2 separate regions of the Homo sapiens genome follow, and region 1 is linked to region 2. A link is an interaction called in ENCODE POLR2A ChIA-PET data of the cell type or tissue named here. Cell type or tissue: Panc1. All regions are shown on one strand. Links, peaks and the distances in the headings refer to the core of each region. The heading gives the core; the rest is flanking DNA. Region 1 has its middle 41 kb from the start of LINC02373. Region 2 overlaps FRS2 (fibroblast growth factor receptor substrate 2).

Region 1 (5,385 bases), core at 202-5,201, 150 kb after region 2:
AACTTTTCACAGGGCAACCTGGCAACATGTATCAAAAACTTCAAACACATGCATGCACACACACACGCACGCACATGCGCACATCCTTTATTTCCCAATAATTTCTGATCTACAAATTTACAAGTGTTAACACCTCCCATTTGGCAAGCTATACTCAACCTACAGCAAGCAAAGCATTTATACCATTACAATCTCTCTCCCGTCATCCACACTGAATTCACTCATCTATAAAAATGAGAAATTAGTATCAAATCTAAAGAAATGTAAGATGTTACTAGCACTAGATCAACACTCTCCTTAGTCTCAACTTTTCAAGGGTCACTAGTAAGTTCGAAGGATCTTTGATGACTCCGATGATCTTGTAATGCCCAACAGTATCTCCCAGGAGTAGTTTTCCCAGAAGATTGTAAAACTCAAGATCCTCTCCACATAAGACACTCTTGATAGTTCTCTTCCGATTCAGCCCACCACCCCAGTGGTTAACATAACAATCCGTAACTCATAATAATCAGTGAGAACCATTGTTAAGACAAAAAGTGGCCAGGCACAGTGGCTCACGCCTGTAATCCCAACACTTTGGGAGGCCAAGGTGGGCGGATCACCTGAGGTCGGGAGTTCGAGACCAGCCTGACCAACATGGAGAAACCCTGTCTCTACTAAAAATACAAAATCAGCCAGGCGTGGTGGCACATGCCTGTAATCCCAGCTACTCAGGGGGCTGAGGCAGGAGAATTGCTTGAACCTGGGAGGCAGAGGTTGTGGTGAGCTGAGATTGCACCATTGCACTCCAGCCTGGGCAACAAGAGCAAAAGTCCATCTCAAAAAAAAAAAAAAAAAAAAAAAAAAAAAAAGACAAAAAGTATTTGTACTTAGAATACACTACTGGACCACTGGTATCAGGAGCTTCCATCTGCATCATGACATTCTCAGTGCTATGGTTCACAATATCCTGCACGGAGTTTTCTGGGCCCTTCACAAGTCCAATTAAGAAAGTGACAACACTGCAGGACTTCACAGTAGCTATCCAGGAAATAGGGATATGGCAAACAATTCCCAGCCTCAATATATGCTAATCCTGAAAAACAAACAAAAGAATTCTAGATCAAAAGTGTCTCTTATAATATTTTTCATAAAATACAGGCCCATTTTTCATTTTATATTAAATTAATTAATATGTATTCAGCACCTACCATGTACCAGGGACTGTGCAAAGTACGTTCCATACACTTTCTCATTTAGTCCTCAGAGGAGGAAATGGAAGCTTAGAGAAGTTACTCACCCTGCAAGTAGGTCTGTCTGATGATAAAACCTTTGCTCTTAAAGGGAATTCCTAGCTATTCATGGCCTTAGTTGTGAACGTCTTGAGCCGTTCCTATTCTCAATCATTCTTGATTCTAGAAAAAAAAAAAAAAAGAATGTATAAATGTTAAGAGAAATTGGGCCAGGTGTGGTGGCTTACACCTGTAATCCCAGCAGTTTGGGAGGGCAAGGTGGGAGGATTACCTGAGGCCAGAAGTTCAAGATCAGCCTGGGTAATATAGCAAGACCCTGTCTCTACAAAAAATACAAAAATTAGCCAGGTGTGGTGGTGCATGCCTGTGGTCCCAGCTACTTGGGAGGCTAAGGCAGGAGGATCACTTGAGCCTGGGAAGTCGAGGCTGCAGTGAGCTGTGATCACACCACTGCACTCCAGCCTGGGTGACAGAGCAAGACCCTGTCTCAAAAAAAGAAAGAAAAGAAAAAAGAAAAATTGGAAACAATCTAAATGTCTAATAATAAAAGAATAATTATGGTATAATCATAGAATGGACTAATATGCAGTTCTTGTTGATCATGTTTTTAATTATTCTAGAAAAAGTTCATGACATATAATATTAAGTGAAAAAAGCAAAAAATAAAACCAGTTACATGGCCGTTCACAGAAAAAGAAATGCAGATGAACAATAAGTACAAAAAATACTCAATCTTACTCAGAATTTTTAAAAATGCAAAGCAAAACAATAAAATATCCAGCCTGGGCAACATGGTGAAAACTTATCTCTATAAAAAAATTTAAAAATTATCCAGGCATAGTGGCATGCACCTGTGGTTCCAGCTACTTAGGAGGCTGACGTAGGAGAATCACTTGAACCAAGGGGGTGGAGGCTGCAGTGAAACACTTTTGTGCCACTGTACTCCAGCCTGAGCCACATAGTGAGACTTTGTTTCAAAAAAACAAACAAAATACTTAAACAAAATTGATGTAATACTTTCATCAGTGAGATTTGCAATTGAGTTGGTCAGGGTGTACAGAAACAGGTACTCTAACGCACAGTTGTTGAAAGCATTATTAGGTACAAACTTTTGAGAGAAATTTGACAATATTATTAAAAATTTAAGATGCATACTCTCCTTGACCTAGCAATTTTACTTCTAGAAATTTGTCCTATAGAAATGCATACATATGCAAAGATGGTCATTACACCACTGATTGTAGTAGCAAAATAATTGGAAACAAATGTTTATCAATAGCCAATGATTAAATAAATCATAGAACATTCATATAGTGGAACATAGGCAGGTTTTAAATGATGTAGAGTTGTATGTGCTTATTTGCAAAGTTAGCTACCTCAGTCAAGATCCAGCCAGGAACACAAAACTCATATCAGATAATTCAATAGGTGGAATTTATATAGTGGTCCTCCCGTATTCACGGTTTTGCTTTCCATTTCAGTTTCAATTACCTGTGGTCAACTGCAGTCCAAAAATATTCCATGGAAAATTCCAGAAAGTTTCATAAAGTTTTAAATTGTACACTGTTCTGAGTAGCAGGATGGAATCTCTTGCAGTTCCACTCCATCCTGCCCAGGGCATGAATCATCCCTGTGTCCAGCAGATCCACGCTGTCTGCATTACCCGCCTATTAGTCACTTAGTAGTCAGCCTGTTATCAAATTCACTGTCGTAGTATCACAGTGCTTGTGTTCAAAGTAACCCTTATTTTACTTAATAATGGCCCCAAAGCGCAAGAGTAGTGATGCTGGCAATTTGAATATGCCAAAGAGAAGCCGTAAGTGCTTCTTTTAAGTGAAAAGGTGAAAGTTTTTGACTTAATAAGGAAAGAAAAAAAACTGTACGCTGAGGTCACTAAAGGTCTTCTTTAGTAAGAATGAATCATCTATCCATGAAATCGAGACCAATACATTGTTATAATTGTTCTATTTTATTATTAGTTATTGTCGTTAATCTCTTACTGTGCCTAATTTATAAATTAAACTTTATCATAGACATGTATGCATAGGAAAGAACATAGTGCTTATAGAGTTTAGTTCTATTTGAAGTTTCAGGCATCCACTGGGTGTCTAGGAATGTATCCCCCACAGATAAGGGTGGGAACTACTGCATAGGAATCAATTACAAAAGTTTAGAGGCAAAACTATTTGTATCCAGAAAGTGGTGATCTGGGTACATGGGCTGCCCTGCAGGCTTTGACACAGGCAGGTGGTGAGTGAGAAGAGCAGAGACAAGATTACTCTATCCAAGGCCGTATCTTCCTCTCTCTCTCTGCTTCTTTCTGTGTATCAACTTCATTCTCTCTCTATATACCAGCTTTCTGCTCTTCTCCATGCACATAGCTGTACCAGCTCTAGTTCAAGAATTAGCAGTAGCTGAAGATAATCCCAGGAGACAGTCTGATTAATCCGGATTGGGTTAAGCACCCACCCAAGTCTAATCAAGGCAGAGGGAAGGGTCACATAATATAAACATGGCCACAGAACCCACCTATGTGAGTGGAGGGTTGCAGTTCTCACCAGAGGAACCTAGAATGGAGAGATCCTATCTACTATTGACAACATGGGTGTCTTAGTTCATTTTCAACTGCTAAAACAGAGTAACAGACTGGGTAATTTACAAAGAAAAGGCATATATTTCGCTCATGGTTCTGGAGGCTGGGAAGTCCCAGGGTATGGCACTGGCATCTGCTTGGCCATCTGGTCAGGGTCTTCTTGTTCTATCCTCCCATTCGATGAAAGCAGAAAGGCAAGTGAGTGCAAGAGCCAGAGAGAAAATGAGGGCCAAACTCATCTTTCATCAGGAGTCCACTCCCACAATAACTAACCCACTCCCAAAATAACTAACCCACCTCTGAGAAAACAGCTTTAATCCATTCAATGAGGGCTCTGCTCCCAAAGGTCTCACCCAACACTGTCACAATGGCAACCAAATTTTAGCACGAGCTTTGGAAAGGACATTTAAACCATAGCAACAAGCAACTGCATTGGTACTAATGCCATCTAACAGAGTAGGAAATTCATGATGGGGAGAAGATTGAAATAGGAGATAAGTTAAGCTTGGAACATGCTCAATTGAGGTGCCTGCAGAACACCCAAATATATCATTTAGGAGGTAACAGAATGGAGAGTCTAGAGCTCAGCATGGGAATTTGGGCTGGAAATCTAGACTTGTGACAATTAGCGTGAAATTGTGTTTGAAACCATGGGTAAGTAAGGGGAAAAGAAGATGGTTCAGAATAGAACCTTAGAGAATAAGACACATTTACAGAATGAACAGAGGAAGAGGAAATGCTGAAAGAGACTGAGAAGAATTGGCCAAAAGGACTGGAGGAAAAAAAAGAAACAAAAAAATCATGGTGAAAGAGAGAGAAGAAAGAGAAAGGAATTTTCAAGTAAAAGAAAGTGGTCAATTTTGTCAAATGCTTCTGAGAGGTCATATAAAATAAGCCCTGAAAACTGCTTGTTTGGATGTGGCCTCAAGAAGATGTCTGATAATTTGGGTATCAAAGTGAAGGAAGAAGCCAAATTGCAATGCACTTAGGAGGTTAGGAAATGAATTCCTCATGATGCAATTCCTTTGCCACATTCATGAACAGGTAGGTGACAAGCTTTGCATAACATTAAATAGAAGAAATAAGCCATTGTGCTTGTATGTCATGGTTCTGCAAATTCTGCCCCCTCTTTTTTTCTTTTTTTTTTTTTTTGAGACAGAGTCTTGCTCTGTTGCCTAGGCTGGAGTGCAGTGGCACGATTTTGGCTCACTGCAACCTCTGCCTCTCAGGTTCAAGGGATTCTGCTGCCTTAGCCTCCCGAGTAGCTGGGATTATAGGCGTGCGATACCACGCCTGGCTAATTTTGGTATTTTTAGTAGGGACAGGGTTTTGCCATGTTGGCCGGGCTGGTCTTAAACTCCTGACCTCAAGTGATCTGCCTGCCTAGGTCTCCCAAAGTGCTGGGATTACAGGTGTGAGCAACCACACCTGGATGCAAATCCCTTTTAATAGGGTAACTTGAACTAATCTTGTCAGTTCAGAACATTTACAAAGGCCAAATCTCAGGTTTTTACTTTGAATTCACAGAGCAAATCACAAAGGTCCCCTTGGGGTTGGTGA
Region 2 (5,385 bases), core at 102-5,101:
TTCTTAATGTAATCACTGAGTAACTTAAAATCAATTCAGTTTTTTCTATTACACTCATGTTTATAGACAATGAAGTTTTTACTAAACTGAGCAACTGTAGGAGGTAAAACCACAGTACGAATTTTATAATATTTTCCTTAATATGGTATACCTAATAGTTCTTAAAAAGCATTTGGCTTCATGGCTTTATTTTTTAAAACAACAAAATTTAAATCCAAGTCACTCTAATTTCAAGATTCATGTTAAATACACGAACTAATATTATTCAAACCATAAACATCAATAAAACACTAAAAGACACGTAAGAAAATCCCTAGGCATCTTCACTTTTTATATATGATACTTTAACCTAGAACTAAATAAACATTAATGTTGGATAACAGAAAAGTAAGCAAAAGCTGGTCACGATGGCTCACGCCTGTAATCCCAGCACTTTGGCCAAGGCAGGCAGATCACTTGAGGTCAGAAGTTCAAGACCAGTTTGGCCAACACAATGAAACCCCGTCTCTATACAAAAATTAGCCGGGTGCGATGGTACATGCCTGTAGTCCCAGCTACTCAGGGGACTGAGACATGTGAATCGCTTGACCCTGGGAGGTGGAGGCTGCAGTGAGCTGAGATCTCGCCATTGCACTCCAGGCTTGGTAACAGAGTGAGACTTAAAAAAAAAAAGAAAGAAAGAAAGAAAGAAAAGTAAATTAAAAGATATTTTTCAAAACTGAATATAGAAATGTATAAGCACAATTTACTATAAATCTGTATTTCCAAACTCAGTTGGATATGATGTTACTAGACTAATATTAAAAGTCTAAATATGGGCCAGGTGTGCTGGCTTACGCCTGTAATCCCAGTACTTTGGAAGACTGAGGCAGGAGGATTGCTTGAGGCCAGGACTTTGAGACCAGCCTGTGCAACATAGCAGGACATCATCTCTAATTTTTTTTTAAAGTCTAATATTGACTATGTGCACATGAAATGTGTATACCATGTGTACACCGCCCCCCCCCCCGCCACACACACACTGATCAAAAGAAGCTATGCCAAATGCCAAGCAACTATAACCCCCAAAACAAACTGTTTCACAAATAGCTCATTTAAATGTTTCTGCATTTAAATCAACCTAAAATATTGTTAAATATATTCTCAAAGAAAACTAAATTTGCCTATTTATTCTCTACTTCTAGAGCAGTGCACTCAAAATAACTGTTACAATCTAACACACCCGATTCAAGTATCCCACTAATAAAAATGTTTGTTCTGTATAGTCATCCCTTGGTGTATCTGGGTATTGGTTCCAGTGCCTCTGTATGGACCAAAACACGTGCACACTCAAGTGCCACAGTCATCCCTGTGGAATCTGTGTGTATGAAAAGTCAGCCCTTTGTATATGGAAATTTCGCATCCCACAAATACTTTCTGGTTGACAAAATCCATCTATAAGTGGATCCATACGGTTCAAACCCTGTGTTGTTAAAGGGTCAATTGTATATACGTTTTGTAACATTCCCCCTCATGAAATGCCAACAACAAAAAGTTTACCAGAAAAGTTTGCATCCGAGCACATCTATCCCTGTGATTAACTTTTATAGAGCTCTTAAAATAAGTATTGTTCAAAAGCTATTTAATGACAAAGACAAAATGTTCATGATATAAAATTAAGTATAAGAAAAAAGGGCTGGGCACAGTGGCTCATGCCTGTAATCCAGCACTTTGGGAGGCTGAGGCGGGCAGATCACCTAAGGTTAGGAGTTTGAGACCAGCCTGGCCAACATGATGAAACCCCCATCTCTACTAAAAATACAAAAATTAGCCAGGCATGGTGGCACATGCCTGTAATCCCAGCTACTCGGGAGGCTGAGTCAGGAGAATTGTTTGAGCCTGGGAGGCAGAAGTTGCAGTGAGCTGAGATTGCGCCACTGCACTCCAGCCTGGGTGACAGTGAGACTCCGTCTCAAAAAAAAGAAAAACGAAAAAAGGTAAAAAAAAATATTATTAAAAAAAATAAAGCTGGGCTGAGCACGTGGTTCACACCTACAATCCCAGCACTTTAGGAGGCCAAGTAGGGAGGACTGCTTGAGCCCAGGAATTCAAGATCAGCCTGGGCAACTTAGTGAGATCCTGTCTCTACAAAAAAAAAAAAAAAAAGTTAGCTGGGCGTGGTGGCGAATGCCTGTAATCCCAGCTACTGGGGAGGCTGAGGTGAGAGGATCGCTTGAGCCCAGGAGGCCAACAGTGCAGTGAGCTGTGATCATGCCACTGCACTCTAGCCTGGGCAACAGTGTAAGACACTGTCTCAAAACAACAACAAACCACTAAATGCAATATGTATCCCTAGGTTGGATCCTGGAACAGAAAAAGAACATTAGAAAAACAGAAGAAATGTAAATAGTCTGTAGTTTAGTTAATAGTATTGTACTAGTATTAATTTCTTAGTTTTGACAAATATGTCACGGTTATGTAAGATGTTAACATTAGGGGAAGCTAGGTGAAGGGTATATGGGAATCTCTGTACTATCTTTGCAACTTAACATTCTAAAATTATTCTACAAAATTTTATTTTAAAAGTTGCTCTTCACACCCAGTAGCAAACTTGAGAGGATTTGCATTTTTACAAAATAATGTTTTACACCTATTTTTCTCTCCCCTACCTCCACATAAAATACATAAACCCACAAAAAGAGACTAGATGAACACACCCTAAAATGTTAACACTGATTAATTTGGTGGTAGAATGAAAAGGATTTTTTCTTTTTATGTTTTCTAGTGTTTGAATAGCTTTTATAATCAATGAATTATTAACTAAAGAAAATACAAATCAATACTTACTGAAGGGTTCTTTAGAAACAAAAGCTGTAAGTGTCTAAGCAGAGCCCAAAAGCAGACTACATACAAAACACGTTTGGGCAGACTGTGAAGAACACAGTGGCCAAGGGAAACTGCCAGGAGCATTTAAGTAGGGAAACTCTAATGAGTAAATGCTGGAAACCTGCCAACAAGCAGAACTTAACATCTACTCTCAGGTTAAAGTGCCTGAGGCCAACAAGCTATGCTCAAAATTCACATCTTAGGGGAATGAATGTCTTGAAAAGCCCCCAATACTATGAATTCATGGAGACACACAGCCTGGGTTTACTTCAAACATAAATAATGCAGCTGGACACCTGGTATGCAACTGCCCACTGAGAACTCCTAGAGACAGTCTTCAGTACCACAATATGTTCCCAAAGTTTTTCTTCCCTACTTCTTTCCTAACACCTCCCTACCACCTACGCCCATTCCTTAGCCCTAAGGCCTAAAAATGGCACCCTGGTGCCATCTAGCAACATGGGTAGAATTATCTAGGTCTAGAGACCACTGGAATTACAGAATCAAATCCTATTTCAGATGTGTAACAGATGCCTCCCAAAAGTTGTTTTTTTTTTTCCTGATACTTTCAAGGAAAAATACGTTCTAGTAATTCCATTAAGCCATAAGAAGGGAAAATTTAATCAACAATATTCTCCAATCAAAATTTAAAGGTACAATCATATTGTCCCTTAAAGAAAGTGCTAGTGGAATCAGATTACATTTTGATAAGAAATTTCTTCTAAGCTGTAATCAGCGTAACTGACATAGGTTGCAAGCTCCTCCTAAAATAGCTCCAAGTGGGCCAGGCGCAGTGGCTCATGCCTGTAATCCCAGCACTTTGGGAGGCTGAGGCAGGCGGATCATGAGGTGAGCAGTTCGAGACCATCCTGGCTAACACAGTGAAACCCCGTCTCTACTAAAAATACAAAAAATTAGCCGGGCGTGGAGGTGGGCGCCTGTAATCCCAACTACTCGGGAGGCTGAGGCAGGAGAATCTTGTGTACCTGGGAGGCGGAGGTTGCAGTGAGCCGAGATTGTGCCACTGCACTCCAGCCTGGGCAACAGAGTGAGACTGAGACTCCGTCTAAAAACAAAAACAAAAACAAAAACAAAAATAGCTCTAAGTGGCCTGTTCTGAGTTTTGTGTTATTTTTAAAAAATAATTTTTAATTATTTGTTTATGGGTCACTCATTCTCAGCACAAAGTACAGTAAGTCCTAGAACCACCACTTAATAAACATTTATATGCATTCCTTTTTAGTTTACTTTTTTTTTTTTTGAGATGGAGTCTCGCTCTGTCACCCAGGCTGGAGCGCAACAGTGCGATCTTGGCTCACTGCAACCTCTGCCCCCTGGGTTCAAGCAATTCTCCTGCCTCAGCCTCTCAAGTAGCTGGAATTACAGGCATGCGCCACCACGCCCAGCTAAGTTTTGTATTTTTAGTAGAGACAGGGTTGCACTATGTTGTCCAGGCTGGTCTTGAACTCCTGACCTCAGATCTGCCCACCTCAGCCTCCCATAGTTTACTCTTTTGAATCCCTGTGGACTCTGTAATAAGATACCTAGGATTAACTTAATGAACTACAAAATAAGACACTACACTCAGAGGCAAAGGGATCTTGTAAGTTTAAGTACCTGGCCTTTACTTCATGAGTTCTGTAACAGTGATTTTAAGCATCAGAAGCCTTTGTTTCTTACTTTCCAGTTCTTGGTTGTGTTTAAGAAAGTAGAGGCTACCTACCAAAAAAGTGATCCTCAGGTATGGTGGTCACTGTACTGTTATTGTTGTTATTTTGAATATTAATAGACATATATCCTGTTTTTAATCAAAGCTGAGACATGATTTTTTTTTTTTTTTTTTTTTTTTTGAGACGGAGTTTCGCTCTTGTTGCCCAGGCTGGAATGCAATGGCATGATCTTGGCTCACTGCAACCTCCGCCTCCCAGGTTCAAGCAATTCTCCTGCCTCAGCCTCCCGAGTAGCTGGGATTACAGGCATGCACCACCATGCCCGGATAATTTTGTATTTTTAGTAGAGACGGGGTTTCTCCATGTTGAGGCTGGTCTCGAACTCCTGACATCAGGTGATCTGCCCGCCTTGGCCTCCTAAAGTGCTGGGATTACAGGCATGAGCCACCGTGCCCGGCCAGAGATGACTGATTTTAAGACTGATATTTTATATACCACTGAGAAAGAAAAAAAGTCAATTTAACTGTAATATGCCACTAATTGTAAGACACACCCAAATTTTAGTGAATAAAATTGGAAAATGTTTCTTAGGATCCATAAAACATGCCATACAGTCAATGAAAGAACTATCAACACATTACAAATAACAGAAATGAAAAGTTGTTTGGACCATCTTTTCTTTACTCCTTCCCAGATGTTGAAGATAGTTACTATCAAGTGGTAGGATTCCAGAGCATCCACGACTGATGTGATGTTCTTTTGAGCCCTTCTTAAATACTGATCTAAAAAACAATCTCATAATGCAGACTGCTGGGAACTATTTTCCCCATTTTTCAATAGGGAAATGAAG

The links. Peaks named below come from ENCODE experiments on the same cell type or tissue, not always from the same donor. Only the 100,000 strongest peaks of a DNase experiment are listed, where the experiment ranks them.
Region 1: POLR2A ChIA-PET joins it to region 2 with 5 read pairs; 10 of 35 experiments call an interaction of 5 or more read pairs at or near these places.

Annotation. Positions count from the first base shown.
Region 1 is chr12:69,403,169-69,408,553 of GRCh38, reverse strand. It overlaps a transcript of YEATS4 not described here. Among named protein-coding and RNA genes, the nearest start is that of LINC02373, 41 kb to the left of the region's middle. In Panc1, for the core only: no CTCF peak of the experiment used is centred there; a DNase peak (open chromatin) is centred at 2,893; H3K27ac peaks cover 417 bases.
Region 2 is chr12:69,551,633-69,557,017 of GRCh38, reverse strand. The region is part of intron 3 of FRS2 (fibroblast growth factor receptor substrate 2); the gene reads right to left. Among named protein-coding and RNA genes, the nearest start is that of MIR3913-2, 30 kb to the left of the region's middle. In Panc1, for the core only: no CTCF peak of the experiment used is centred there; no DNase peak of the experiment used is centred there.